2 separate regions of the Homo sapiens genome follow, and region 1 is linked to region 2. A link is a loop called in an ENCODE intact Hi-C map of the cell type or tissue named here. Cell type or tissue: heart right ventricle. All regions are shown on one strand. Links, peaks and the distances in the headings refer to the core of each region. The heading gives the core; the rest is flanking DNA.

What was found. Hi-C counts contacts between places; a loop is a spot of excess contacts. Peaks named below come from ENCODE experiments on the same cell type or tissue, not always from the same donor. Only the 100,000 strongest peaks of a DNase experiment are listed, where the experiment ranks them.
Region 1: it touches region 2 in a loop (3-fold over the local background); 1 of 110 quality-filtered maps calls a loop at or near these places.

What each region holds. Positions count from the first base shown.
Region 1 is chr2:54,376,568-54,392,497 of GRCh38, forward strand. It overlaps a transcript of CIMIP6 not described here. Among named protein-coding and RNA genes, the nearest start is that of CIMIP6, 54 kb to the left of the region's middle. In heart right ventricle, for the core only: no CTCF peak of the experiment used is centred there; no DNase peak of the experiment used is centred there; H3K27ac peaks cover 739 bases.
Region 2 is chr2:54,276,433-54,292,362 of GRCh38, forward strand. All of the region lies in intron 3 of ACYP2 (acylphosphatase 2), which reads left to right. LOC105374610 (a long non-coding RNA gene) reads right to left here and starts at 3,206. Exons shown (of 2, transcript XR_007086321.1): 1 at 1,912-3,206. In heart right ventricle, for the core only: no CTCF peak of the experiment used is centred there; no DNase peak of the experiment used is centred there.

The DNA.
Region 1 (15,930 bases), core at 4,980-7,479, 100 kb after region 2:
TCATTTCCAGGCAATTATTCCCATGGACATAAATCTGACCTTTGGTGACAGTCACCCAGGATAACGCACTATACACTCATTGGTGCAGTGGGCTGGCAGTGCCCAGGATGAGGAGTAACATGGAGTGAGTTAAAGAAAGCCTGCCAGACACCACATGCCACCAACTGCTGTGAATGGTGTTCACACACCTCAACAGCCAGGGCCACCACTGCTTGACCATTTGCACTGAGGCCCAGGAAGCTGAAGTATTTGGAAAAAGTATTAGCTACACACCAGGGCTTCTCCCAGCTGGGCACTGTTAGCACAAGAAATTAGTCTTGGTTTTCCTGGAGGGCAAAGGCACTACCTTCCAGGATCACTGTGAAGTTCACACAAGAGTTTGCATGCCAGGATTTTGTGAATGACCTAGTGTCCTTCTGAAGAACAGTCTTTACTTCTCACCTTAGCAGTCCGTTTTCCTGACTTCGGTTCTCTCGGCCAAGTCTCAAAGGAGAGGCTAGCACTCTTGGGCTTACAGAAGCTATTCATCAGCCCTTGTGGACTGTTTATTCCCTTACAAAGGGAATTTACGGCTCGTGTCTGCATACTCTCCATGGTGTGCTGATAAACGTTGAACCCACGCTCCCTGAAAAACAACAGCCTGATTCGTAATATTGACCAATTTCCGTCGTGTAGCTACAACTCCCATGGCTGATGTCAAGCTACCAACAAAACTTAACTGAATATCAATTGGGAAGAGATGTGTACAGTGTATAGCACCATTATATAGTATTTCTACCTCAAGAGAAGAGGCAATAATCAAGGGCAGTAAAATGATTAGGAAATAACTTGTGAATATTTATGACATTTATTTTTAACATAATTTTATTTATATAATTTATATAGTTTATATAGTTTACATACATTTATATAATTTAACTTCTAATGATAGATTTTCAGGAATTCTCAGCTGGTTGTAAAACCTAACAATTGGCTCTTGCAAGCCAATACAAGTCGGCTCCAGCACACCCCTGAGATTGCTACACTGCAAGATACTACAGACACTATTTTTCCCAGGAAAATCACAGTCATTATTTCCTTAATGAAAATCCAGCTCTCTCTGTGTTTTCAGCAGTCCATAGGTATGTTTGTGTGGCAACAGTAGGTGTCTGTATTCACAGCTCCTTGGGCTTGGCGTCGGGGCTGGAGAGTGTGTAGATGAGGAAAGGCACAGATGTTGGAGTCAAATAGACCAGTGACTGCTCTGTGTCAAGGTGTAATTTCATTAACCTTTAAGCCTTCATTTAATAATATTTATTAGCTGTGGGATTGTTGTAAAAAGAAAAAGATAAAGCTGGTAGCGAATACACTTAAAAATAGAGCACGTGTGAAGTATAAGGGTTGACATACGTGAAACACCCAGCCCAGAACAGGAGCTTAGTACATGTGAGTGCTTCTCTTTAACGTGTGCCCATAGATTCCCCCGTTAATTGGTGGGAGCTATTTAGAGAGCCCTGCAGAGCCGGGAGCATCAGGACACAGCAGGCTGAACCTAGTTCTCCTTTCCTTTTTACCAGATTTGGGAATCCAGCTGGGAAAAACATTGACTTTATCATCCTGTTACCTGGGAACAGTCAGTAGTTTAACCTTCTTAATTAGAGTTGCCATTGTGGGGCAGAAGGTGAACAAAACTGACCTGGGTTTGTGGTGATAATATTCCCCTGGGTTACCAACGCAGGATAACCAGTGCTAGTCTTTCCTGCGAAAAATCCCAGCCTCACACGGCTTTGCAGCCTCCGGAGCTTATCCAGGTGCAGGCCTGCACCTAAGCTCAACCAACAGGAGTTTAAAATAACATTTTTAAACAGGAAGTCTATTGCAGCAACTTAAATTCTTCCCTAATTAATTGGCCAAATCATATGTTTTATATATGTTAATGCATTTTTTTTAGAACATCAAAATTTTGTTTTGAAAGATATTTGGGAAAATATGCATGTGAAATTACCAAAATATTGTCTAGAAAGGAAGAAACAGAAATGCCCAGCTTTCTCAGGAAACAGAGCATATTATAATTAACAATAAAATGCAGAGGTACCGGTTCTAACAAAAATAACTAAAGCATATATAACAATTCACAAAACCATACAGAAAAAGAAGTATTCAACCAAAGGAGAAAACTGGAATGTTGTCCCCTCTACTCTGTTTAAATCAAACTCCCTTTTCAAGTCCCAGCTCGGTTCCCAAAAGCTCAAATAAGCCTCTTTGGACCCGCATGTCCTGAATTCTTACAGCTGTAGACCTTGTTATCTCTACTCCTAAGTTTGTGCTTTCGTGATGAAAGTACTGTACTACTGTCCTTTGCAGGGATTTAAAATGTCTTATTTTCACATCTTTGGTTTTTGAGGGCAGAGAACATGAACTGTAAACCTCATGTGACAGGCACGCAAGCCTCTACTTAAGCTTCACACGCAGCAGGCACCCAAACCTGTGAATGAATAATAAACCAACGAAGAAACAAATGAACGAAGCAATAAATGAATGATATTAGATATCAGCAAAAAGTAGCTTCTAGGGCTCCAGTTTCCTAGCCTGGCTTCATACAAGGAAATTACACTGATTCAACTTCAAAACAAGGCTTTTGCTATAAATGTGGTTTATTGGCCTGATCCGCTGTGACTGACATCTCTGGAAAGTGACCTGGCTGCCCCTAACAATGCCTCCTCATCCATGTGGATCATAAAACAGGCAAAAAAGGACGTCTGGGAAGCATTTCACATTTTATCCTTTGGCTTCTATTTTTTCTCCAGTTCTCACTCTTCTAGTGTTTCATAATGTGTGGTTATTAGATCACCTCATCAGATCACCTGTGGCCCTAGTTCATATGCAGATTCCTGGGCCATACTTGCAGGCTTTTGAATCAGATTCTTGGGGATGAGGTGAGATCTGCATCTCCTAGGTGATTCTTAAGTAGTCTAAGTTTCGAGAATCCCTTATTTAGGAGGGCAAAGAAAGTCCAGGCATGGTGGCTCATGCCTGTAATCCCAGCACTTTGGGAGGCCAAGGCGGGATTCCTTGAGCCCAGGAGTTTGAGACCAGCCTGGGCAACATAGGGAGACCCTGTCTCTACAAAAATTCAAAAAATTAAGTTGGCCAGGCATGGTGACTCATGCCTATAATCCCAGCACTTTGGAGGCCAAGGTGGGTGGGTCACCTGAGGTCAGGAGTTTGAGACCAGCCTGACCAACATAGTGAAACCCCATCTCCACTTAAAAAAAAAAAAGGAAGCCGAGCATGGTGGCATGTGCCTGTAATCCCAGCTACTCAGGAGCCTGAGGCAAGAGACTCGCTTGAACCCAGGAGGTGGAGGTTACAGTGAGCCGAGATAGCACCATTGCACCCCAGCCTGGGTGACAAGAGTGAAAGTCCTTCTAAAAAAAAAAAAAAAAATTAGCTTGGTGTGGTGTTGTGCACCTCTAGTCCCAGCTACTCAGGAGGCTGAGGTGGGAGGATCGCTTGAGCCTGGAAGGTTGAGGCTGCAGTGGAGCCAAGATCACTCCACTGCCCTCCAGCTTAGGCAGCAGAGCAAGACCCCATCTCAAAAAAATAAAATAAAAAAGAAGGAAGGAAAATAAATGTGTTCTGTGCCTCCTATATGCTCAGTGCTTGTATTTATGATACCTCCTTTGACGTTTACAATACCACTAAATGTATACTTTATTATTCTCTTTCACTGATGACTCTTAGACACTAATGTATTGATGAGACAAATTGCCAAAGGCTCTTCAGTGAGTTAGTACAAGCCTGGATTCCAAAGCAAATACATCTGACCGCCTCCCCATGCCGCATCCCCCAACCCCCCTGCACTGCCTCAGTTCTTCCCATGACATCACACTGCCTTCTCCCACCTGGAATGTCTTCTCATTTGCATGTATTCAAGGTTCCAGGTTCCAGCTGATTGATAACTTTCTATATTGACCCAAAGTGACCTCTGAGATGCTACTCCACAGTTCATTTGGCACAAGAGTTAAAACACTCAAAAAGCTCCTGGGAATTCCTTATCTACCTGTCGACATTACAGGGAGACCTTGTGCTGATACGCTCTCCCCTAACTGCAGGGCCACATGAGCCAGGGCTATGTGTCCTCCACACCTAGTTCCCACACTTGCCTCTGACATACACAATGTGTGCACGCACACACATGCCCACACAGACATACACATACGCATGATTACACCCATGCCTTACCAAGCATTCTGTACAGACACGTGCTACCATGGGAACATGGGCACAAAAGACGTAGTTGGTTTTCCTCTTTCCTCTACAGATATTTTCAAAACAGTGTTTCTGTGGCGATATCTTTTTTAGTCTTCTTGTTTCCTTGACTACGGGTTAAGAATGCCGAAACGCCTTGGGTGCCTTTTAGGAGGTCTTTCTCCACTGGGTTTTGTGGCTGAATGACTGTATTCCTATTTCTGAGTCAAAGTCTATTGTATTAATTATATCATTCATCTCTTTGCAGTGAAGTCTCAGAATATGCTTGCAAAAAACATCTCTCTGCCCAGGAATTTGAGATCACATTTCCCTCTTTCCTGCATCAAGCTCAAGCTGCTCTCCTGCTTTCAAGGCCTGGTCCTGCCCCACCGTTCTCTGCCCAAACCTTCCCTTGCCTTCTCTGTTCCAGACCAATGTGATATGATATTACCAACCTCTATGCCTTTGTTCATGCTGGTTCTAATCTGAGGTTCTACTCCAATTCCTAACTGACCCCCAAATGATGTTGAGCGAGTTGTTACAACTCTCTAGGCCTGTTTCTTTACTTACCATAAAAAGGCTCCACAAATCAAAGGCTACCATTTACTAAGGCTTACTTTGTACATTGCCCTAAGTAGTTTACCTATGTTTTCTCACGTTTTCTTAATACCCCTTACAGGGAACGTTACTGTTCCCATTTTCCAGATAAGGAAACTGAGACTGAGAGATGAAATAAACTGTCCAAAGGTATACAGCTAGCGAGGAACAAAGAAACGATTAGAACCTGGCTTTGCCTAATTTCAAACCCCATCCTTTCAACTACTTGCTATGCTGTTCTTCAAAGACCTTTCCAATCCTGAAATCTATGATTTTATGAGCCTATTCAGCCTTCCTCATCCTTTCACTCCTGTGCCATCTGCCCTTTTGAGGCTTGAATGACTTTTCCATCATGGGCACATTTCAGAACTCCATCTGATTTAACGCTTGATTGTAAACCATCAGACTTTTTCCCATAATTTTTCAGTGGGTGTTCTTGTCTTCCTTCCAGATGAAACCTTGAGAAAAGGAGCCAAGACTGTAACAGTGGTCCTGTGCCACAGTGCAGGAAGAAAAGGAACAGAGAGATCACGGGCATGTTTTTTTAGGTGGTTTCATGCCATCTTATTTTCTCCTTGAAATACATTCACAGTAAGTATTAGCAGTTTCATTTTTATAATGAGGAAGCTAAGGCCCAGAGAAGTTAGGTAGCTCACTCCCTAAGTGGCTGAAGAGAACTTAATAAAGTCAGTCTGATTACAAAGCACAAATTTCCTACTATAGAAATGTGAACAATGAAAGACAACAAACATTCTAATTTCCTTTCTCTTTTAGCCATTTCTCTAAATATCAGTACCATTTGGGTACTCAATACTACACAATATTCTAAATCACTATATTGTTATCAATGTCCAAAGAGCTCTAAGAGTAAATATTCAAGAGAAATTGAGAACAATAAAACTGAGCCAGTGCAGTAACATGTTTACTTATGAAAATCATTGATAATGTGGCCATTATAGATATGCCCTGAAAAGCAATATAAACAATGAAGAATTAATTATAAAACATTGCAACTAATCGAAAGATTCCATTTTTACAGTTTCTGGTGGTCCCAGCATGCCTTTCCAACCTGATCTTTAGCTACTTCATTTCACCCATGCTACAGCCATCTCATTTCCTGCCTCCATGCCCTTTTATTTTTCCACTTGAAATATCCTCTCCAGTATCTCTACCTCTTCAAATCCTACCTATATTCAAATATCACCTCTTCCCTTCAGTCTTAACCTCCTCCTTTGCATCTACTAACTAGACCCTCCACATGCTAATAAACACAGATGTTTTCTACCCCATATTCCATTCTCCTCTCCTTCCTGTGCTCACAAATAAACCACATTTCACATTCACTTAATTGGACCATGTGGCGGATTTATGCCAACAGAATGCAGACAGAAGTGATATTCATCATTTCTAGACTGTAGTGGTTTGAAAATATGTTCACAAATTCTTTGATACTACTTCTTTCAAGAAGTGGAACTTGATTCCCCTTCTTCTGAGTGGGGGTTGGACATAGTGATTCTCTTCTAATGAACAAATACGGCGGAGATGGCAGTATATGACTTCTGAGACTAGATCATAAAAGCCATTAAGCTTCCGCTTTATGTGTTCTCTCTCTCCCCTCCCTCTGCCCTCCCTCTCCCCTCCCTCCCTCTCAGATGAGGTGACTGGCTCTGTGGGAAGCCTATGGCCATGTTGTAATGACACTCAATCAGCCCAGTGGAGAGGGCCACATGGCAAGGAACTAAGGCCTCCCACCAACAGCCAGCAAAGAACTGAGACCTTCTGCCTACAGTCATGAGTCCTCTTGGAAGAGAATCTTCCCATCTCATTCAAGCCTTCAGATGACCATGGCATGGGCAAACTTTGATTGCAGTCTCATGACAGACCCAGAGCCAGAACCATCCAGTTAAGCTGCTGTTGAATTCCTGATCCCATCTAAATCATGTTAATACCTGTCATAAACAGATAACTAACAGATTAATAAGCAGCTTATATACAGGCTTAGCTACAAATCATTCCATATAATGTTTTACACAAACTGTTTTTTCCTAGTTTTGTGTTGAAGTGAATGAAGCTCTAGAAAGCCAAAGGACAGAAGGAGCCAGGACCTCTGAGTCATTTGGAGGAGTGCTACCCTAGAAAGCCACCCCTATCATGTTAAACCACAAATTTGGGACTTGTTTGCTATAGTAGATAGTGCTAATTCTATGTAATATACTCTCGTTTTTACTTCTCATAGCATTTATTGTTCTCTACCATAAATAATTATTCGCGTAAATATATTTTTTCATTTTAGTCTATTAGTTGCTTTAAAAAAAAAAAAACTACATTGCCATGGTTTGACTGTGTCCTCCAAAAGCATGTGTTGGAAACTTAATTGCCATTGTAACAGTATTAAGAGGTGGGACCTTTCAGAGGTGAGTAGGACATGAGGGCTCTGCCTGCATGAATGGATTAATGCTGTTATTTCAGGAGCGATTTTCTTATAAAAGGACAAGGTAGGCCCCCTTCACACTCTCTCTGTTGCACACTCTCTTGGCTGTCTGCCTTCTGACATGGGATGACACAGCAAGAAGGCCCTCCCCAGGTGCAACCCCTCCATCTTGGACTTCTCAGCTTCTAGAACTATGAGCCAAATACATTTCATTTCTTTATAAATTACCCAGTCTTTGGTATTCTGTTATAGCAGCACAAACCGGACTAAGACAAACATGAAATGAGAAATTACAAGACGCCTGGTGGTATGTGCTTTGCCAATGTATCTCAATTAATTCTCGCAATAAACCTCTCAAGTAAATACTATTATTACTCTGATTTTTCAGATGTGAAATATGGGCCTGGGAGAGGTAAAGTGACTTGCTCATAGCCCAGAAGAGGCCAAGCTGACAAATCTGATGATTCCTAAAGTCACGTCCTTAGCCACTCTGACATGCTCCCTCCCAGTTAGCCTTGCATCTCACATGGTGCCTAACAAAGTGTCTTACGTACAGTTGTTGGTTAATTTATGTCAGTGACTGCATGAATAAGTGAATGAAGAAACAGCAATATGTTAAAAGGGGAAATGTCATAAAAGGTCACAAAGAATCAAAAAATCCTGTTGCTCTCCAATATTTTTTCCCTCATACAAATGGCCCTTTTTACTTGTATGTCTTTGAACTTTAGGGTGCCAGTGGCTAGAACACATAAAGAGACTCATTCACTGGATGGAAAGCATGCTTAGAGAATACTAAGAAATTCTTCATAATGTCTACTTTTAGATCAAGAGCCTCAAGTGCTTCAGGACATCAAACAAATTTAGAACTTTTCTGAAAAGCCGATTCATTAAGGAAAGCTGCTGAAATCTACAGGCACCTTTTAAGGAGAGGACAGGGACATAGCGATGGGTGCCGTTTCACTAGAAACCTGTGCCCATTCACGGCCAGGCGGGGAGACTCAGAGCATGACAAAGGCTTAATTGTTCTCGCCAGAACAACATGGTAATGGAGTGAAAGAGTGGGTGCCCTGTGTACCGAGGAAAAAAGGCAGTAAATGAGTCCCTGGCAGCACCACAGCAGGTCAGCCTTAACAAAGATGGGGACGGCACTCTCTGCCAGAAAACCAGTCTCAGCAAACTTGCTGAGTTAAAACTATCAGATTTAAGCTAAAAACAACTATATTTCCAAAATATGCAGCCTGTGCACCATGGGAAAAGGAAGACTATCCGTACCTAGGGAGTAGATAAGTAATAAATAGTCTCATACTCTTTTAAGGAGAGCAATGCCCCAGGCTTCCTTTCTGATTTGCTCAGAATTGGCATTAGTCTTAAGTCATCACCCTGTCTCCACTTCAGGTTCACATTTATGTCTGTTCCAATTCTCCACAAAGAAAGCTTAAACTTTCCTTACTGAAAACTTTTTTTTTTCCTGAAATGAAAAATATTGTACTTCAACATTTAACTTTGGGGACTGAAGCAGAAGGAAAGAGACATTTGTTTCCCATGCTCACTTTTGTTTGTTTGTTTGTTTTTGACAGGGTCTTGCTCTGTTGCCTAGGCTGGAATGCAGTGATGCAAACATAGCTCACTGCAGCCTTGACCTCCTGGGCTCAAGCAATCCTCCTGCCTCAGCCTCCTGTGTAGCTGGAACCACAGGCGTGGGCCACTATGACTGGCTAATATTTTGGTTTTTTTGGTAGACATAGGGTTTCACCATATTGCTCAGACTGGTCTTTAACTCCTGAGCTCAACTGCCTTGGCCTCCCTGAGTGCTGGGATTACAGGTGTTAGCCACCATGCCTGGCTAATTTTACTTTTTTAATGTTAGAGGAGTTCATCAAGGTGACGATTATGACCACTTGGATCTTTGGGTTTTTTTTTCTATTATTGTTTCAAATAAGTTAAATATTTTTAAAAACTTTTGTAACTATAAATCTCCACCCCCAAACAACAGTTATTTTTCCCATAAACAAAACCCTTACTTCTCAGGGGAAAGTCCATTCCGTATGTGTTCCTTGGAGTAGAATATTATAGAACACCTTCACAAAACAAGAAAAGACCCCAGATTATTAGAGTTTTTTAAATTTTAGTATTGCTTAAAGTGGCATAACCATGTAATATTATTTTAAATAGATCACTGATTTCCAACTGAGGGTGATTGCCCCCCAGAGGACATTTGGCAATGTCTAGAAACATTTTTGGTTCTCATCACTGGTCGGGGATGGGGGAGGGTTGTGCCTAGTGGATAGAGGCTGGGGAGCCTGCTGCTAAGTATCCTACAGTGCATAGGACAGTCCCCACAACAAAGAATTAACTGGCCCAAAATGTCAGTGGTGCCCAGTTTGAGAAACCCTGACATAGATATAATGACTCTGTTATAGAATATACAGAAGAAGTTCACACTGAAGTTATGCTCAATAAGATGTTGGCAGGGGAAATCATTTTTTCACTGGTTGGATGACATACCAAGTGTGAGGTTGAAAATGGCCAGATTTGGGGGCACAAGTTTGTGCCCTTTCTTCTTGGACGTGCAAGGTACTTGATAAACACTGAAACAGAACTGAATCGATCCTTGATCCTATTTTCCTTTATCTAATATTTGTTGAATCTCTGCTATGCTATCAGATACATAAGGTTTTTGGGTTTTGTTGTTTTGTTTTCATAGCTCACTGCACCCTTGAACTCCTGGGCTCAAGCAATCCTCCCGCCTTTACCTCCTGAGTAAGTGGGACTACAGGCCCACTTTTAGAGACAGGGTCTTGCTATGTTACCCAGGCTGGTCTTGAACTCCTGAACCCAAGCAATCCTCCTGCCTCAGCCTCCCAAAGTGCTGGGATTACAAGTGTGAGCCATCACAATGACTAAACACAGCTTTTAAGACAGATGGTGCCTCAACCATAAGCACACCTGTTCTTTATCGGAAAGAAAAGGGCCCAGGCCATGTCTAAATACTGCAATCAGTATTTTGGTCAGGCTATGTCTCTGGAGAGCTAAAATGAAATGAGAACGAAACTGAAATGTTAAGGTACTTTTATACTAAATGTACATAAAATTAATTTCCAGTATGGGCGATTTTGTTGTGCTGTAATTATAAATAAATGTCTACCCCTTTAGGAAAGCCAAAGCCTAAAAGGGCACCAATTCAGGGGACTTACTGAAGCTAAACAAGCCAAGCAAGTTAGATTTTAGGCCTGGGACATGGGTGGGAGGGCTTCTGGTACTTTCACTTTATAATATAATGTCTAACTTGTCCCCACCCTAACCAGTTGTCTCAGGACAGGAGGTGCTCTGGGACTTCCCTTCACATATAAAATAGCCGGAAGGATGTGAGTGTGTGGTCCCAGGGGCTGGACTTGGCTCATCACTTGGAAAGGAGTCACTGGGAAAGTTCCCAAACTATCCCTCCCTGAGCAGTCATGAATCCACACTTAATTCGCCCCATCAAAGTAGGCCTCATGAAAATATTTTCCCTGAAACTTAAAAAACCTCAGCAGCATGAATTATCTCAGAAGTTATAATAGTTGTAGCATTATTGATCCATGAACAATCGAATTCTTTGAATTCGTGCCTAAGAATACAAAAGAAGCCCCTGCACTTTTTTCACAAGTCTCTGTGGAATTTCCCATTCCAACGAAATCAAGTTAGACTTTTTTATTTAGCAACAGTACCATTTCCAACCACCAATGCAACCGCTTAATAGAGTTTTGTTTATGGTTTAGCAAGATGTTTTTTTCTAATAACAACAAAAAAAAAATGCAGCTACAAAGCACTAAGCTCAGAAAAATACATTTGCAAAAACATATTGCAAATTTAATTCTCTCCTATTTTTTAGTTGCCTTTAAGGAAAGTCTTAATTGGAAGAGCAGCATTGTCACCAACTACTGTGCCAAAACCAAAGCTGGTTCAGGGCTGGCTGAACTCACTGAGCTGAGGTCAGGGCAGATGCAGCCTGTCCTCCATGCTGGGCAGGAGTCTGTGTAGGATTCTGTGTCGGTCCATCCTGGTTGTGAGTGCTCCTAGTTCACCCTGCCACCCACTTCTAACAGTCTTAGCTTAGAGCCCACCTCCAGTCCTACAGGTGCCCAAAGCCCTAGTCAGGGTCCAGACCCTACAGTCTTTCTCAAGGTTTGAGGTGCGCGGGTCTGACCCAGAAATACCCCAGACCCTTTGGAGCTGTGGGAGTAGTTGCAGGGTCCAGGACCCATCAAACAGTCCCCGATCGATCCACTAGCTACTCACATCCAAGGGCTTTGACTAGAACCAGAAAAATTACAGGAATGCAGCAAACCATCTGCCTGGATGCATTCAGCCCTGGGTCAGTCACAATAGGTGTTCAGAACCCCTGGTTCTATGCAATCAATCAAAGACAGACATCTTCCACTAAGAACTGAAATCTCGGCAGGCTCACTGGCTTTAAATCACGCCTGTGTCACTCTGGAGCTATGGAATGAGTTAAACCTCAGCATGCTCCTTGACTTTAACTCATTCCAGTTTCTCAAATGAGAACAAAGAAAACATCAGAAGATATCCATCAACAGTGGAATACTCTCCACACTTGGCTAAGCATTGTATCTTCACACTTAACTCAGAATTTCCCTTCGCTTTCAGGTTTAATGCAAATCCTTTGTTTGGTTAAATGATGGCACACATATTTGGTTTTTTATTTATAATGTACTGGGTCTACGGTGGGGGAGGCAGTGTCTGAAGTTCTTTATAAATACTAATGTATTTATTTGTGTATTTATGTGTATATTTATAAAATATACATATAGTATGTACACTTATGACAAAATGTACACATCAAGGGGTTGCATACATTCAAACACATTAGATTCTTTGTGACTGAATTTATTTTGTAATATTTTTCATTGCTGAATATGTGCCTATTTTAAGAAAGTAAAGAAAACAAAGTTTTATAAAGAAAAAGTGAATAATCCTGTTGTTCCCTTCCAACATCCTCCTGAGGTAACAGCAATGTTTTCTAGTGTTTACCAATGTGTGGGATAAGCCTTCTGAAAGGAGTTATTTTTTAAAAGTTTTAAAAAAGAGGCGGGGCACGGTGGCTCACGTCTGTAATCCTAGCACTTTGGGAGGCCAAGGCGGGCGGATCACAAGGTCAGGAGATCGAGACCATCCTGGCTAACACGGTGAAACCCCCTCTGTACTAAAAATACAAAAAATTAGCCAGGCATGGTGGTGGGCGCCTGTAGTCCCAGCTACTCGGGAGGCTGAGGCACGAGAATGGCGTGAACTTGGGAGGCAGAGCTTGCAGTGAGCCAAGATTACGCCACTGCACTCCAGCCTGGGAGACAGATCGAGACTCTGTCTCAAAAAAAAAAAAAAAAAAAAAAAAAGTTTTAAAAAGAAAAGTGTCAAAGCAAACTGAATACAACACGATAAAAAAAAAAAACATTATTTCAAGTAAAAAGAGAAAGAAATAAAGTAGGAGACAAAAGATTCATTTCCTCAACATAGAAAAGGGGTAAATAGCATGGCTGCAGTTGAATTTTTACATTAATGCAGTTGAGGAAGGAATGAAGAACAAACTGCAAGTCAGTGTAGACCTGGGAGGATGGCAGAGAGAACGATTTGAAATTGTAGGACTTTCAGAATTGATTGGTGACTTTTCATGGTTATCTAGAGATAGCAAGCACCTAGGAGATCCTTTCAACAGACATTTCCTCTCAAGAGTTTTTAGTCCATGCCCTTTTGAAATTAGATCAATGAACTTCTGTTCATATACCATAAGGACCCCCGAGATTGCATTTGAACATTCTGCCAAAGCGAAAAGGACATCTCGTCCCTCTTTCCTGGAGAAAGGAACTGAGTGTCCTAAAGGGAATTCTGGAAACTGTTTGTCCACTAAAACCCAGCATCTTCCGAGAGCCTATGTTCTCCCCTGTGATGCACGCAGGCAACATTTGGCTCAACCTTCAAGAAGGCTTCAAAGCTGAGGGAAGCTCACAGGTGCACTGGAGAATGGCTCTAGAGTGGCCAAAGAGTCCCTTGTGGGACTTAATGTAGCACAACATAGAGAAGATTCTGCATGGAGGGCTGCAACCCAAAATAAAGAAGGGAGCAATGAGGACTAAAAAATACTCTAAACCCTGTAGGGTCACACTGTAGCCCTCAGAATAAAGTGAAGGCTTCGGACTCCAGGGACTATCCTTCCAGCTGCAAAAATGTTGCAGACTGAGCATCTTTGTCTTCCACAGAGACCAAAACAAAGATCAAATAATCAAGAGGTGGAAAGGGGGAATAGTGAACTCCCTAGCTTACTGACCTTAACTTAGCACGTGATTTTGAAGTTTTGTTGTATCACATGGTAATCAGTCTCTTGGCCTTTTAAAAATATATGTGTTAATAGTTATCTCATGTCTGCACAGAGCTCTCTTAACCTCTCCCCATAGCTAATTAATGATTCTTAAAGAGGGAAGATGCTTGACTTTAACTTGTGTCGGAAATAATATTGGGACGTTATTAAGATGGTGTTTGCCTAAGGTGGTGGTTTGACACTCTGGTTGCATATTCGAATCACTAGGAGAGTTTTAAAACACTGATACCTAGAACCCATCCTCAGACATTCTGATTTGATTGTTCTGAGTTAGGGGCAGGCTATCCATATTATTTTTAGAAGTCCCCCAGGTGATTTGAATACACAGGCACACGTGAGAAACACAGGTCTAAGTGATTCAGGCTCATTGGGATCCTAATCCCTTCCTAAATAACCACCCTTTCAACAACACAAGCAACGCTTTATTACAAGCCTGGGTTCCAAATCTCACTGCAGCACTGTGGTGAGTCAGCCTGGTCCTAACGAATGCCTTTGCATGCATCTAAAGAGCCAAAACAACTGAAGGGCTACTTCTTCCTCTCCATCTCCACGTCCAAACCCAAGCCTCTGTTCTTCACCACCCCAACAAGATGAATAGCCACATCTGTCAGCAAGAAGCAGAACAAACACCAGAGAAACCAGAGAATCACTCTTCAGGCCTGGAGGAATGCTGGCCTGGGCCTCTGTCAGGTCGACAGAGAGAAGGATGTGGAAAGGGGAGAGGGATGCTGGTCCTCAAGGAGGCTCCATCTCGACCTGTTTTACTTTATCCTGGAAGAAGAAAAATGTGAAGACACAGCTGGGGCTTCCCTGAGGAACCTGAACTCTCTAGGTGCCTAAAGGAATAAAGAATGAGGTTGAGGGCAGTGGTGAATAAAGGGCGGCCTAAGCCTTCTCCAAAGAGGGCAATGCCTCCGACCTCTCAGTCCTCTGGCTGAATGAACAGTCAGCAGACGCCCCTGAGCAAGCAGGGTATGGAGAGAGATGGAGATCTCCAGCTCTGCGGCACAATGAACTGAAGTCGACCTCAACATGGCTCCAGACACATAGGAACACTGGGCAGCATACAACCTGAAGGAGATTCTGATACACAGCCACACTCAAAAGAAAAAATATTGGAACTAGAAAACAAGAATGTCTGAAGCCAGAGGAGCAGGCCCATGAACTGGCACCAGGGTGACCCTGGGGAACGACTCTGGCAAACCAAGAGATGGCACTGGCAATACGTGATGAAGGGTCAGGAGATGTGGCCCCAGGCCTCAGAGGGGTGGGGAGCTGTAATCAGAAACACACAAAACTAGAGCCCTCAAAGAGCTGCCCTTCCTTCTAAAAGGCTTAGGAAAACAACCTTCTCTGTCAGGAAAGCAACAAGGAAGCGTACCATCTGCCTGGAACATTAATTGAAAAAAAAAAAAAAATCAAGACTACAAACAAAAAGTCCCTACTAAGAAATCAAAACCACAAGTTTATGGGGCTGGGGGGTCTGAGGTCCAGATTATGTCATTTGTATAAGAATCCCAAGCCAAAGAATAAAGGTAGAAAACCAGATTTGGAGCACCTAGTCCACAGAAACAAATGCAAAACCGTCCCAAAGTGACATTTCCACAACTCAGGAGGCACAAACATTTCAAATATGATAATGAACACCTGCTAAAAATGGCTCACAGTAAAAATTTATAAACCACACAGGGTAATGAACTGTAACAAGGGAAAGTCAGGAGAGACAATAAATGGGAGAAATCATACTGTCAGAACAGTAGGTCATAAAATAACCTTAAAGAGATTACATGGCTGGGTGCAGTGGCTCACATTTGTAATCCCAGTACTTTGGGAGGCCAAGGCAGGAGGATCACTAGAGTCCAGCAGTTTGAGACCATCCTGGGCAACATATCAAGACCCTGTCTACAAAAATTTAAAAATTAGATGGGTATGGTGGTGCATGCCTATAGTCCTAGCTACTTGGGAGGCTGAGGTGGGAGAATCACTTCAGTCTAGGAGTTTGGGATTACAGTGAGCTATGAGTGAACCACTGAACTCCAGCCATGATGACAGAGGGACACCCTTCTCTAAAAGAGAAAGAAATATTATATATATTTTAAATGATTAAAAAGTTTATTTTAAACAAATAGATCCTAGGAGAGAGCAGGACAAAATGAGTAAAGAAAAAGGCATTTCTGAAAATGAACCAAAGAGAAATAAATATTGACAATGAAATGAAGAATTTAATGAACTGGTAACAGAAAATGCAACCTAACAGAAGAGACAAATTCTTGATTCAGAATATAGAGGCAAATAAATT
Region 2 (15,930 bases), core at 4,917-7,416:
TGGAGTTACTAAACCCACTGAGAAGACTCAATACCATGGGTAGAATCTTCATTAGTGTTTAACTCTGGATGTCATTACCTCCCAGCTAGAGACATTGTCAATAAAATTTCAGCATTTATTGTAATGACTTTGACTTTGATCATGAAAACCACATTTCATCTTTTTCTTTGGGTTCAGATTGTTCTTTCACACACACACACACACACACACACACACACACACACACACACCACACACAAGAAAAATTGTTTTTTTCCTTTAGGGACTTTCTCAAACCCTTTCATAATCTTTTGTTAATTTTAAATTGATATTTACTGGAGAAATTTGAAAATAATTAAAAAAGGAAAGAATGAAAGCCATTCTTATTTCACGGGGTAACCACTATTATCCCTTTGATGCACATTTCCCAAATATTTTCCTGTCCATATGTTATTTTCTCACAAAAGTGGGGTCATCCGCTACATCCTGTTTTGCAACTTGCTTTTTAAAAAAGCATAATACCATATTACAATCATCTTTATATATTAGTAAAAATTCATCTTCATAAATTTAATGGCTATTATTTCTATTTATGGAAATAACATATAAAAAATCCTAATTATTAGACATTTAAATTGCTTGAAACACTTTCCTGTTACGTACAATGCTGTAATGACCATTCTTGAGGCAAAATCTTTACCTACATCCTTGATTATTAGGATAGAATTTTAGGAGCAGGATCGCTGAATCAAAGTGCATGCTCATTTTATTTGTTTACCTATTTAATAAGGCAACACAGGCAAGATGTACAAAAATTCAGAAGGACCAATGGGAGATTCAGTGACAAATAACTCTCCCTCCTTCCTTTTCCCTCCTAGGAGACAGCTACTTTTAATAGTTTCCATTTATTTTTCCAGAGATATTTAATGCATTTATATAAACACACACAAATCCTTTAATATGCCTATTAAGAAATTAGTAAAATGGGCCGGGTGCAGTGACTCACATCTGCAATCCCAGCACTTTGGGAGGTTGAGGCGGGTGGATCATGAGGTCAGGAGTTCGAGACCAGCCTGACCAACATGGTGAAACCCCGTCTCTACTAAAAATACAAAAATTAGCCAGGTGTGGTGGCATGCGCCTGTAATCCCAGCTACTCAGGAGGCTGAGGCAGGAGAATCTGTTGTACTTGGGAGGCGGAGGTTGCAGTGAGCCACAGTCGTGCTACTGCACCCCAGCCTGGGCGATAGAGAGAGACTCCGTCTTAAAAAAAAAAATGATTTCAATAATGAAAATTGTTTTATAATTTCATGTGCTAGATAATCATAGGCACAAAGCTTTCTACAATTAGGCAACATTCATTATTTCAGTTCTATATTATTTCTTAATTTATATTTTACCTTACCTTTATGTAATAATATATTACTTGTCATTTACCATGATATTTTTATCTTCATTGAATACTTTAAAAACATTTTATTATAGGAAGTTTCAAATGTACCCAAAAAGAGAATGCGATAAATCCCCAAGTCTCCAACTACTATGCACATTTTAATTAATTAATTTATTTATTTATGTATTTATTTATGACGGAGTCTCGCTCTGTCACCCAGGCTGGACTCCAGTGGCTCACTCGGCTCACTGCAAGCTCTGCCTCCCAGGTTCATGCCATTCTCCCGCCTCAGCCTCCTGAGTAGCTGGGACTACAGGCGCCCGCCACCATGCCGAGCTAATTTTTTTGTGTTTTTAGTAGAGACAGGGTTTCACCGTGTTAGCCAGGATGGTCTCAATCTCCTGACCTCGTGATCCGCCCGCCTCGGACTCCCAAATTGCTGGGATTACAGGCGTCAGCCACCGCACCTAGCCCATTTTAAGTCTTTCAATAAACAATGCCAGGTTTTTCTCTATGAAAGGTTTTTTAGTGAGACTTACCCTATCTTCATTTTGTTGAGTTGAATTTTATAGCTGCTGAAGCCAGGGTTACATCTTTTAGCAAGAATAAATTGGTGGTTGGAATAGAAAAAGTATAGTAACTTTTGTTGCACTGTGACAATAGATTTTATCTGGCATGGTAATGCCAATCAACTTGGCATCATTTCCTGGCTCAGCGAGTTGGAATAATTATGAGAATCCATTCAGAGTCTGTGGGGAAAACTGCTAGGATTGATTAGCAATGTCTACCATTGGAAAAGTAGAGAATTGTTGGCTTTTATGACATAGACAGTTTGCCGATTCTGCTTTAGCTTACATGCATAACAGCATACTTTTTTTTAAACCATTCTTTTGCTTAGTAGCCATAAAAATCAATTTGGCTTATTTAAAAGTTTCATAATGAAACATACCTATTTACCTATAGGTTTCTTTTGCCAGATATTATATTAACAACTTTTCTTAAAAATAATTTTATTTTTTGAAAGGAACTAAATAATGTCAGTATATAGATGCTGCTGTACTATCATTAAGGAAGCATGTGCTGAGGTTGTGTTCTCAGAAACAAGGAAGAATGACATTTGTCCAGTCATGGAGCTCTGTGGCTCCATGCAGGGCCATGAATTTGTTGATGTCTGTGATGTACAGTCATGGAACAGAGAGAAGCTAACTGACCCATGATAAGTTAAACCTCAAATCTTACCACTTTTAATGCCACAGTAAAATTTTCTAAACTGGTCAACCACAACAAAAGTATATTTAAAAACTAATATGAAGTATATCAAGAATTTAAGAACTGCTGTTTCATGAACCTATGGAATGGCAGATCTGAAAGTCATCGTGGAGATCGTTTAGACCAGGAGCTTGCAAACGATAGCCAGTGGGCCATATCCAGCCCACTGCTTGTTTTTGTAAATCAAGTTGTACTGGAATACTGCCAGGCTTATTTGTTTATGTATTATCTGTGGCTGCTTGTGCACTATAGTGACCCAGTTGAGTAAATGCAACAAGGCTATATGGACCACAAGCCTACCACATATACCGAGGCTATATGAACCACAATGCCTAACACATTTACTATCTGGCCTTTTATTGAAAAAGTTTGCCAACTCCCGATTTTAACCAACTTTTCATTTTAGAATTATGGAAATTAGAAATCACAGAGGTTGTGTAACTTGTTTGGGATAATTCTACCACTTGAGAAAATAGCCAACAGAATTCCCAGAACCCCCAGTGGCAGGATCCAGAGCTGCAGTCTCAAGAGCTGCAGTCTCTATCTGAAAGAGAGCATTTTCACGTCTCTGGAAGCCCTACCCTACCTTGTCAGCCATGCTGCCACTCCCTCCCTCCCCACTTCACACACTTAATGCAATAAAGGCAAAATGAATACATGGATGAAAACTCTCCTGTATTCATAGAATATTTCTCACATTCCTTCATCATTCCAAGTATTATACGGAATTGTAATCATTTGCCTTTCCCACTAGAACATGAGTGCACTGGGGACAGGGACAATGCCATATTTGTCTTTGTATCCCAGATGCTTAGCACAGATTACAGAATAGGTATCTATTACCTGTTTGTTAAATGCTTTGGATTTGCTATCTTATCTTCTTCCATGCCCATTTTAAGATAAACTTCAACTACAGGGAAGATAAATGCAAGTTGTGGTTTGTAATTTTCATCATTCCTGACCAAGACCCACCACTGAGACCCAACAATAGGAGATATCCAGAACCAAACACCATGATAGGAAAGTTACAAATCTGTTTTTTTCATTGCACCTACTAAGGAATGGCCCAAAGCCTCCAAGGCAATCTTGACCTGCATCCCTGGCAAACAGATGAGAACCTGATGTAAGTCAGGGATAATAAGAGTGAAGAAGAGAGAGATATGAAAGATTATTAAAATCAAGAGGACATCATGGTTGATTGACTGTCCAGGGGGTGGTTGAAAGTCTGTGACTGCCCAGATTCTGCCAAGTTTCAGAATGCAGGAGGAAGAGCACATTGGGTAAGGGAGGTGTGGGTGGGAAGGGGGCATGGAGGTAGAGGCAGATAGGATACAAGCGGGGAGGTTCAGTAGTCAATGGTATATGAAGCTGCAGCTTTCATGATAAACATGGGTTCAGATGAAGTCATTCAGAGAGTAAATCAAGATTAAGAGAACACAAAATTAAGCCTAGAGATCACCAAAAGGATTGAACAAAGTAAAAAGGAACTCCCACTTAGAAGGATCACCTAGAGACACAGGAGGGAGGCAAAAGGGTAGTGTCCCAAAAGCCGTGGGCAGAGAAAAGGAAAAATGTCAAGTAAGATGGCAAAACAATATATGCCTTTCATTTAGCAACTTGGTGGTCTGTGACAACCTTCCTGAGAGCCGTTTTAGTGGAGGAGTTGTCTTGGAAGCCTGATTCAATGGGTAGAAGAGTAAGTGTGAACTTGGGAAGAGACATTGAGTATATTTTACTCTTAAGAAACTTAATCGATAGGAAGAAAGAGAAATGAGATGGTAACTGGAAGATAGGTTTGTATTCCACTGAGTGGGTAGCATCATTGATTTGTGAATTCTTTGAAGAGAATCTACCAGGTGTCAGAATCATAGAGGGAAGGTATATAAAAGCCAGGTGGGAAAGGAAACATCACCAAGAAGAGGAGGAATTTATCTCTATGAGGCTAGGTCTTTTCACTTATAAATGGAAATAATAATAGCTTCCTCAGAGAGAAGTTGGAGGTTTAAACGAAATAACATAATTTAAAACATTTTGAAAACAGCAAAGCACTATTCAAAACCAGATTATTCTATATATTATCAACTCCAGTTGATTACCTTGACTCAATATCTGATTAGTCTCAATCTTAGAGTCCAATTATGATTAACTTTGTCATTGCAGCTCAGAAGTCAGGGATCAATTTCCTTTTCCTGACAGTGGGATATATTCTGATGCCTTGGATGCCAGATAATTCTTATTTACTTCAGTTATCAAATTAAGTACCATGTTTAAAGCAAATCAGTGGTGCTGCCACAGTGCACATGCATAGTCAATGGATGTTATAGGAGATACAGATGTCTCTGTCAGTAGGCTAAGGGGTGCAAGTTACTAGCCTACATGATGATACCCAGGACAGGTAAAGATGAGATGATGTTGGTGGCTAGACAAGATTTCAGTCGAGTAAGACTTCCCATCTCCTTAGAATTATAGTAGCAAAGATATCATGTGGCAGAAATCACCAGAGCTAGACTCTGGTGAAACCCTTATGCTCAATTTTTTGTGATGTGGAAGTTCCTTCTAGGCTCTGGTATTACGAAGTAAAATTAAAAAGCCAAAATCAAAAGCTTACTCTTGTGAATCAGAGTGTTACAACTCCTGGTGAGAGAACTAGGAAGGAGATCTTGATTATGGGACCATTTTCTAAGGAGTTAAATACAGATTGTAGCAACATAGATCCTAGATTATGAAAAATGCTTTACTAAGTTTTGCTTTTTTTCCATTACACAAATTCAATTTGTTTGAACAAGATTATAAAAATAGTAATTATACCCTATCAGCTAATTATTTTTTTAGAATGAATGAGTTATAACAGAAGCAAGCAACACAGTTAGCAAGCATCATTACTGTTTATTTTCATTTTTTCATGTATACACTTACTTATTTATATCCTATGTTCTTCCACAAAGGAGCCAAAGTGACTGTTGCTATTTATTTCATATGTTGTTATTCATAATTCATTACCCAGAAGACACCAGTTCTCTTGGTAGTGAAATATATGTTAATTTAAGTATTTTTTTGCCTCAAACATCTCAAATAGTAAATTAAAATCTCTTATGAAATAACAGAAGAATATACAAGTTCTCCAAGTCCTTCAAAGAATAAAAATATTATTTACACTCCTGTATCTGTTAGGGTTAGAGATTGGGGACTTTAAATAAAATAACTAAAATAACAAATGACCACCAAATCCCACCGTCACGGACGATGGGAAACTAAAATCAGCTTTAACATTTTCAGACAATTTCCAACCTCTCATCCACTCCTCTTTTGTGTCCTCACCCTGCTCCACATTTTGCTTTACTCTGCCCTGCTCTAAGCAGATGGCCCTTGTGGTCATATGTCAAGATCCTAAAACTATTTCTGACCTGGAACAAAGTTCTGCCTGATTTGATCTTAGTTCAGGTCACATGTTTTTCTCCATCTATTCCTATGAATGTTTAAGAAAACTTATTCACTTCCTTATTAATAGAACAAAAACATTTGTTTTTGTTCTATTGCTTGCTCTTACATGGTTAGCCAACTACAATGAACCACTCACTCCTGGGGAAATCACTAGAAACAAAGATTTAATGGATAAAAACACCAGACTAGTGACAATTTTTTCTGATGGAAATTGTTTGGAAGTTTTTTTTTTCTTAAATATGAAAGTAGAGCTGTGTGACTTATAATTAAATGCTGATTATCCTCTGTATGGACATATTCACAGGTAGCTGTGTGTATACTTGTATATGCACAGGAAAGGTGTGAAAGAATACACCTTCAAAGAGTGGCCATATCTAAGAGTGGGGCTGGGAGATGAGAAAGGAGAGCTTTCACTTCCTGCTTCCTGTATATCCTGTTTGAAGTTTTACAATGATCAAATATTATTGTTTTAATTAATAATGTGAAGAATGAAAATATTTCTAACATTCACAAATTAAAGATGATAGCATGGTTGATTTGAAATTTTTTATACTTTGCACAGTGGTGTTTTCAATTCAGTGATTTATGACACATTTTGGGCTTTATCCTAATGCACGAATGATTGAAAATAAAAAGATGAAACTTACCCTAATTATCATACATATACAATTCCTGTTAGATATGAATATCTTGCCTCAAGATTTTTATTAAAGAGTTCTAATTTAGTCCTATCTCTGTGACTAGGATTATAACCTTTTAATATTGTTACCAAGATCTTATACAAATTACTCATTGAACAAGCAATTCATTGAACACCTTGTCAACCCCTGGGCTGAGCATTGAGGGCAGAGATGGGTAGACGTGAGCCCCTTCAGTTGTATGAGCTAGCTTTCATTGCATGCTTTCCATGCCCCAGGACTCTGTGTAGTGCTTTACATATATTAACTCCTTTCATCTTCACAACACTCCTGTAAGGTATAAATATTATTAAACCCATTTTACTCAGATTAAGACCCTGAGACAGATTTAGAATCCCAGAGGTCTAGCTCTGACTCAAAAGCCCATGGTTTTAAACCGTGACTTCGTAGTGCCTTCTGGATCATAAAGTAGATGTAATATAGTAGGAGTTTTACAAGTAAATATTTAAGTATATTTTAACATTTGTAATTATTTAACAATTGGAACAACTCGAATTTCCAACAATAGGAAGTTGATTAAATACAACGGAGTCTACCCATACAATGGAAGACTTAAGAAGCATTTGAAATGATGATGTAGAATGTAGACACTGATCTATTAACATTAAAAAACTATCTTTGGCCTGGTGCACTGGCTCACGCCTGTAATCCCAGCACTTTGGGAGGCCAAGGCGAGTGGATCACCTGAAGTCAGGAGTTCAAGACCAGCCAGGCCAACATGGAGAAACCCCGTCTCTACTAAAAATACAAATATTAGCTGGGCATCGTGGCACCTGTAATCCCAGCTACTCTGGAGGCTGAGGCAGGAGAATCACTTGAACCCAGGAGGCGGAGGTTTCAGTGAGCCGAGATCGTGCCACTGCACTCCAGCCTTAGTGACAACTCTCTTTATATTAAGTGGAAAAGATTATAACAGTTCTTATAATATGATTTAAACTTTGTAAAAAAAAATCATATAATTAAAAGCCAAAGCCAGACTCATAAAAAGCATCCACATGCTTGTAGGCCAAAGCAGGCTCCATAAACGATTCAGGTCAGAATACTGGGGGATGCATCACTGATCACTGCACTTTCTCCCATGGAGCCTGGACAAAGCTTCACTCGTCTCCTCAACATACAGCCCCAGGCATCCACTACCAGTCTATCTGAGGTGGCCCTCAAGAGAATCCTCTTTATCTTTTGAGCATTTGCTACCCTCAATTCCACTGCTAGAATCTATTCATCTAGTATTTCCTCTTGGTCTCATTCTTATCCCTTATTTCATTCTCCTGTGTGTCTCCACGTGACTCCTTTGTGTACACTTTTCTTGTGACTCAGTTTTACCCTGGATCCTGGTTTGCTACTTCTATTATTGCTCTCTTTCACATCATCACCTTTTTTTTTATCCCATCATTCCCATAGGCACACAAATATGCTCTTGTATCTACAATTGTTTTTTAAAAGATGTCCTCTAGAGCTACATCATCTCCAGCCCTTTATAGCACATCTCCTTGATAAAGCTATGTTGACTGTTTCTTCTTTCTCACCCACCTATTTTTCTCTTCATTCCCTCCCAGCAGGCTTTGCTTTCTACCTCTCCATTGTAACCAGGATCAACTAGTGTCCTTGACTTTGAACTTGCCAAATCCAGTGATCAGTTCTTTGGCCTGTGTTACTTAAACATTCAGCAACCCATGAGACTGTTGAGACCCCCTTCTTGAAATACCTTCTTTGCTGAGCATCTTCGTTTCTTCAGGCTGCTGTAACAGAACACCATAGACTGGGTAATTTATAAACAACATAAATTTACTGCTCACAGGTCTGGAGGCTGGGAAGTTCACGATCAAGGCACTAGCAGATTCAGCGTCTGGTGACAGCTCTGCTCTGCTTCAAAGATTTTGCCTTCCAGCTGTGCCCTCATATGGTGGAAGGGGCTGACAAGCTCCCTTGGGCCCTCTTTTATAAGGGTACTGGTCCCTTTGGAATCCTCATGAGCTAATCATCTCACAAAGGCCCTATCTCTTAATAACAACACATTAGGAATTAGGTTTCAACATACAAATTTTGGGAGGACACAAACATTCAGACCACAGCACTGAGTTTCTAGGATACCACGGTCTCCTGGCTTTCCTTCTGCCTCACTTGCTCCATCTTCTCAGCCTATTCTGTGGGATGCTCCTCTTGCTGACCACTTCTCTTCTGTTTCCATTTATTCCCAGGTATTGCCATCTAGCCCTGTGGCATTAAATATCATCTGTAATCAGTTCCCAATTTATAATTCCAGTTTCAATCTCTCTCCTAAATTCTGTTGTTAACGTAGGTGTCTAAAAAGCATCTCATGCTTACTGTGTCCAAAACAGAACACTCAATTTCCACCCTGTGGCTAAGACTGCTAGCTGTCCTCCAGTAATCATCCTCTCCTTCTATTGTAATACATGTGTTTTTACTGGGCACACAGCCACTCAGAATAAAGCCTACATTGACAACATCTCAGTCTCTTTTGTAGCTGAGTTCTGGCCAATGAGATGTAATCAGAAGTATTGTGTGGCAGCTGCTAGAAAACCTTTTTAACATACTGCAAACATATATAATCTTCCTCCTCTTTGCCTTCATCTATCCTGCTGTCTGGAACACAGATGTGATGGTTGGAACTTTAGCATCCATCTTGGGTTATGAGAATGGAGGACAACATCCTAGAAATCATGGAGTGGTGAGTTGGAAAGGTCTCTGAAGGTATGGAGTTGTCATACCTGTCCTGGACTGCCCACCTTCAGGCTTCCTTTATATGATAAAGGAATACAGATGCTTCTTGACTTATGATAGGGTTATGTACCAATAAACCCATTGTAAGTTGAAAATACTGTAAGTGAGAAATGCATTTAATACACCTAACCTACTGAACACCATAGCTTAGCCTAGCCTACCTTAAATGTGCTCAGGGCCAGGCGCAGTGGCCTTTGGGAGGCCAAGATGGGAGGATTTCTTGAGCCCAGGCATTCAAGACCAACCCTATAGCTGGGCTAAACTATTTGGCAATGCAGTACATTGTAGAGTATCCACTGTTTACCCTCGTGATCTGGGAGCTGTGGTTTGCTGCTGTTGCCCAACATTGTGAGAGAATATCAATGCATATTGCTAGCCTGGAAAAAGATCAAAATTCAACATTTGAAGTAAGATTTCTACTAAATGTTTATCATGTTAGCACCACCAGAAAGTCTAAAAAATGTGAGTTGAACCATTACAAAGAGTCCCCCCATCAGGGACTCTCTGTAAACTACCTTCTTCAAGCCACTATTACTGTGCTTCAAAGCTGAATCTAACCCTAACTAATAGTCATCTATGTCTATCAGAGAACAATCCTCCTTTCACATACCAGGCAACTGAAAATATAAAATTGGTAGAAAAGATGATCCGTTTTTACACTACTTTGCTCAACAGATAACTTTTCTAGAATATAATTGTACTGATTAAGGATTTATACTTCCATTTTCTCAGGTTTTAAATGAATTCTAATAAAAATCTTTATGCTGTTTTGATTATACTCCTCTCTAAATGGATTTGTCCTCATCTGACATTTTGTGCTGGTTTGAAAACTTTCAAAGACAGGCCTAAAACAAAATACAGCCTTCTCAATACATAAAATCATATCCAAATGTGAGTTTTCTCAGGCTATAATATCTAGAATTTTTTAACTTTGAAATGCAATGTTTATTCAATATATGGTAAAAAGCTCCGTAAGTATTTGTGAATGAATGACTTAGTAAAGAGTATACTATCACATAATTATTTAACTACATAAAATTACCCTGGTGATTTAAAAACATGTTCCCCAATTTTTTGATACTCTTTTCACTAAAGGTGAGTGCATTTGTGCTGCTATAACAAAATATCTTAGACTGGGTAATGTATACAGAAACTTATTTCCCACAGTTCTGGAGGCTTGGATGTCCAAGATCAAAGTGCTGGCAAGTTCAGTGTCTGATAATGGCCTGATCTCTTCTTCCAAGGTGGCACCTTGAACACCATTTCCTCCAGAGGGGGCTAACTCTATGTCCTCATAGCAGAAGAGGTGGAAGGAATGGAAGGAACAGACTTACCCATTCAAGCCCTTTTTATAAGTGGCTAATCCCATGCATAAGGGCCCCCCCTCATGACCTAATCACCTCCTAAATGCCTTACTTCTTAATACTGTCACACTGGCAATTAAATTTTACCATATGAAATTTGGGGGATACATTCAGACCACAGTAGGTGAGATCTAATTTCCTTCCCCTTGAACATGGGCCAGCCTTAGTGACTGACTTCAAACTCATAGAATGTGTTAGAGGTGACACTGAGTGTCTTCCAAGACTAGGTTAGAGCAGGCAGTACAGTTTCTGCCTGGCTCTACTGGACATACCTTTGGATCCCTGTGACAACACACACATAAAATGTCTGGCTACTTTGAAGCCGCCATGCTGAAGAAGTCATGTAGGGATAGAGGGAGACGACTGAGGAGCCAGAGCTGTTGCAGAACCCAGCTGACTGAGTTTTCCCAGCATCATCTGCCAGACTTGTAAGTGATTCCAGTTATTCCAGTCCTCAGCCTCAGAGCTGCTCTTGGCAAGTACTGCAAAGATGAGGTTTCCCTGTTGAGCCCTGACCAAATTGCAGACTTGTAAGCTGGCTAAACAGTGTTTGTTATTTCTAGGTGTGAGGGTAGTTTGAACAGCACCCACAGTATTGGGAACATTCCCTCATCAGCACGTTGACTCTCTATGCTGCTTGCTTGATTGTCTTGGAGAACATAATGACCCTTTCAGTCATTCCCTTTGGGTTAATTCCCTCTGTGGAAAAGGGGTATTCTTGCACTTGCCTGCCACTCCTGTAGCCACAATTTAGAGAGGGCTTTGTTCCCTTCACCTTTCCTCTATCCAGGGAAAATATCAGACCTGTTGCCTTCCAAAATGGAAACAAAATCACCTGTTTCAAAGCAAGCTGCCTTAAGATGTGGTCTGTAAAGATACTACAATTAAGTGATAAGCTTTCCCTTTTCTTTACCCTAGAAACAGAAACAGACTGTGTTTCAGCATAATGCAGGTGACCAAGGCATATCCTCCATATAGGAACAGAGCAACTAAAAAGAAAACTATAGCCTCATTAACTTGTCTGAGGTAGTGATTTGTTAAGTGAAAAGCAGTGGGTGGTGTAGTTTTTAAAAAGGTGGGCCATATTACCATTTCTTCAGTGCTTCCTGGGGAAAAGGATACTATCATTATGTATATTCTCTAGGCCAGGTTTCACCTAGGCTAGAGAAAGAACAATCTAATGTAATTCTGTCTCATTAGTGCATTAGTGCATTTCCCTCAAAAGGAAAATTATTTTATAAATGGCTGATATACTTGCCTACTATAAATGATGCATGGTATTCTAGTTTATAAATTGATCTCCTAGGAAATCAGGTGTTTGTTCCCCTAAACTTGATCATTCCAGAGAGCTTTTAGGATCAATTCCTTGACCAGAGAAGAGCTTTGGCAACTCCACCGATGTAACGGTGCCTTGTAGGATCCCACAGAAAGCTGCTAACTAGTTTTTTTCTTTCTGTGATGTACATTTAGCTGTAGCAGGAAATAGTGTGTAATTAGAAGAGGCTCCCAAAGGTTGAGGCCTTATCTGGATGATTGCCAAGTCCAAACTGCACTTTGTAGACCCAATCTCAGGGAGTCCAGTTTCTTCCACAGCAGGACCCACCTACTGGCTTTAGTTTCATGGTTGTAACTTCTGCGACCCCAAGCTTTTAATTCTATTCAAAGCCTCATCATCTAAAAGTCATTTGGAAAACTAAAGAATGACAGCTATCAACTATATATAAGTAGCTTTCAATTCAAAAGAGGGAGGTGTAATATAATGAAGTTAAATTACATTTTGATTCTGGTTGCTAGATATTCTTTGATCATTAATGGTGTCAGCAAAATTGAGCACACCTTAAAGTCAGACAACCTCTTCCATGAAATGTTTCTCTCCTCTCCCTTTCAGCCTCACATCCTTCCTTCTTCTACTTTGTCACCTCCCACTAGATAAGCAACTTGGATATATTGATGACGTCCTCTTATTTGCCAAAAATTCACCAAGCTGTTAATAACTTAGATTTATTTATGAAAACTACAGCAGATTTAAGTCAACCAACAGGCCCAAGCTCTTTAAATTTTTTGTTACTAGGGTGACAATTCTACACCCAATTTTAGTTTTCAAAATCTAGGCAGAAACACCTTTATTGGGATTTAGCAATGACTTTGTTTTATAACCTGCAGAGATTATTAGGAAGATACATATTTCTTCCTCACCTTCTATTTTGTTCTATATTTTTGTTAAAAGTTGGCATATGAGTACAAAAAGGAAAACGTTTTTTATGATCATCTCTGTCTACATAACAGACTGAAATTTGTGAGCATTTAACACATTTGTGCCGAAAAATATTGAAATTATAAAAGTACCATTTACAGGCAGCCACCTACCAACTAAAACATTACTATGGCATTCTTACCTTCCATCATGAGCCTCCCTATGAACTGAGTCACATAGGAGAATCTAAAAAAAAAATCCTGGGAGGTTCAAAAGGTAGCCATTTCCCTAACAATGAGACATGTCCATAAAGAAGGGCTTCATTATTTTTGATTCTCGTCAAATATTTCAAGGCATTCCGAGAGCCCCCATCTTCAGGGTTAACCACATGTAGTATGCTCAATACAGCCGGTGTCTAATACACAGCCAAACAGTCGTCTTTCCATTAAAATGTGATTTTTGCTTCTGCTTTTCCATCTAGCACATCTGTTCTTCTAGCGGTTCTTGTGTCGTTAGCCGCCTTTCCATCCCACCTTGGCGCTATTCTTTTAATTCAATTGTGCGCAAATTGCATCAGGCTGTCAGGGCTTCGCTTTATGAATTTCCCTTTGAGGACTTGCACATTCCTCTCGGCACAGAGGTCGGAGCCGGTGGGTGCCCGGCTGCCGCCGCCCCGCGATCAATGGCACCTGAAGCTTCCCCGGGCGAGGCCGTGGCTGCCTGGCTTGGTCCCGGAGTCCACGGCCACAGAGACTGGTGCCTTGAAGACGTGGTTTTTATAACCATAGAACGTTGCATGCCTTATTTTAATGGAAAAGGTATCTAACGAAGTCGGCCGTAAAGCAAAACTCCTTAAATAAATCTGTTCCCCCACCCCTACCATTTCCATTATAAAATCAAACAAACAGTATCAGCAAGCCGGGAAAATACAGAGCTTTTTATGTTTGCACCTCACTTTGTTCCCAGCAGGATTTAAAGTGATTTGTAAGCGTATGTAAAACAAGAGCATGTACATTTAAAAGTGAAAAGGGATTAAAAACTAGGGTGGGGACATAAAATAGAGCCAGGACAAGGCTTAAGTGATGCCTAAAATAACAACCTCTGCTATGAGTGGGCCACAATTTGGCACTAGATTATCTAGTAGTTCTCTATCGGCTAATGGCATCCCCCAACCCCAACTCAATTTGTTTATGAGCATTTTTGGTGGGAGATGGAGAGATCAGGGTGAGGGTGAAAACGCAGGCGTGTCTGGCCAACTCATTTTTCATTTGGCTTCATGTAGGAGTCGATTTTAACATAACTGGAAGAGAGAACATCCTGGACTGTGCATCCTTAAAGCAATCTTCCTCAAATATTGCTCTTCTGAGACAAAGGCGCTCGTAAATATTGGAAGGCATTGAATTCAAAATCTAGGCAGGCTTGCCTTGCCAAGAACAGAACCGTAAAGATGTATACAGCTGCTCTCTCTCCTCTCCTTCACAGGCAGACAGCTAGAAAGATGATCTATTCTTGCTGTCTTAGATTCTTAACTTCCCCCTCACTCTAAAACCATGCAAATCTAGCTTCCACCCCCACCACTTCACTGAAGCTGAGCTTGCTGAGGTCCCCAAAGCACTTTTCAGTTATTTTACTTGGGTCCTGACAGCATTTGGACACTGACTGCTCCCTTCTTAAAATACCTTTGCCTTGGGTTTTCCTAACAGCACACGTTGGTGGCTATCATCTCCCTCTTCTCTGGTCATGCCTTCTACATGTCCTCTGTTGCCTTCTTCTGCACCTGACCCTTCAATGTTGGTTGGGATGCTGTTCTAGTGCTGAGAACCCTGTACCAGAAAGGGTCCACAGAAGTGTGGCCACCATACAGACCGGCAAAAAAAATCTAATTCCTCTGAATCCCAGAGTGAAGAATTTCATGAAGCTCTTGTTAACTGAATAATGGCTGCAGTAGACGTGGTATATTGGCTTGGTCGACCTCTATTCCAAACTCCTTCTGGGGTCTTTCACGTACTGCAGACACTGGAGAGCTAGGAGCTACATTTCCTGACTGCCTCGCAGCAAGAGTTTCAAATGTGATTTAGTCATTATTAATCAGAGGTATTCCTGTGAAATTTGAATTTGGGACTGAGTTCAGTGGAGAAAGAGGCAGCAGTGCCTGAGGCATCCATTTAGCTGGTGTGAAGATCTAGCCCATGTGGCTCGGGGGCCAACAATTCTGGTGGTGCCTTCCTGATACCTGGACTGATAGTTAGGGTAGTATATTCATAAATACAGTATTTTTCCTGGCAGTCAGATTCCCCTAATAGGCCTATCAGGAAAAATTGTCCAAGGCTTGAAATTGGGTCATAGAGATCGGGAGTGTCTTTCAGGAAAATTCTGATATGGTCTGGTAGAAACTTTAGGAATTTTCTAATTCTATAGGGGTATGCACTGGTGACTTCCTATTAACTAAACTATTTTACAACTCTGTAAGGTAGAAATTTATTTGCAGCAAACTATAGAAATCCAGATAGTTTTGTTTTTTACTTTTTAATTTTATTTGAATGTAGCAGAAACAGGATCTCATTCTGTTGTCCAGGCTGGTCTCAAACTCCTGAGCTCAAGCAATCCTCCTGCCTCGGACTCCCAAAGTGCTGGAATTACCAGCATGACCAGCCACAAATAATTCTTATCCATAGCAAAACAAATCTTTTTTTTTTGGTAGATATAAAATTGATTTTAGCCCTGAAGAAAAGATAATTCCAAACATTATTTTTTATTGCCCTAAAGCTACATTGTCTAATATGAAAGCTACTAGCTATGTAGTTATTGAACTCTTATAATGTGGCAAGTTTGAATTGAGATGTCTTATAG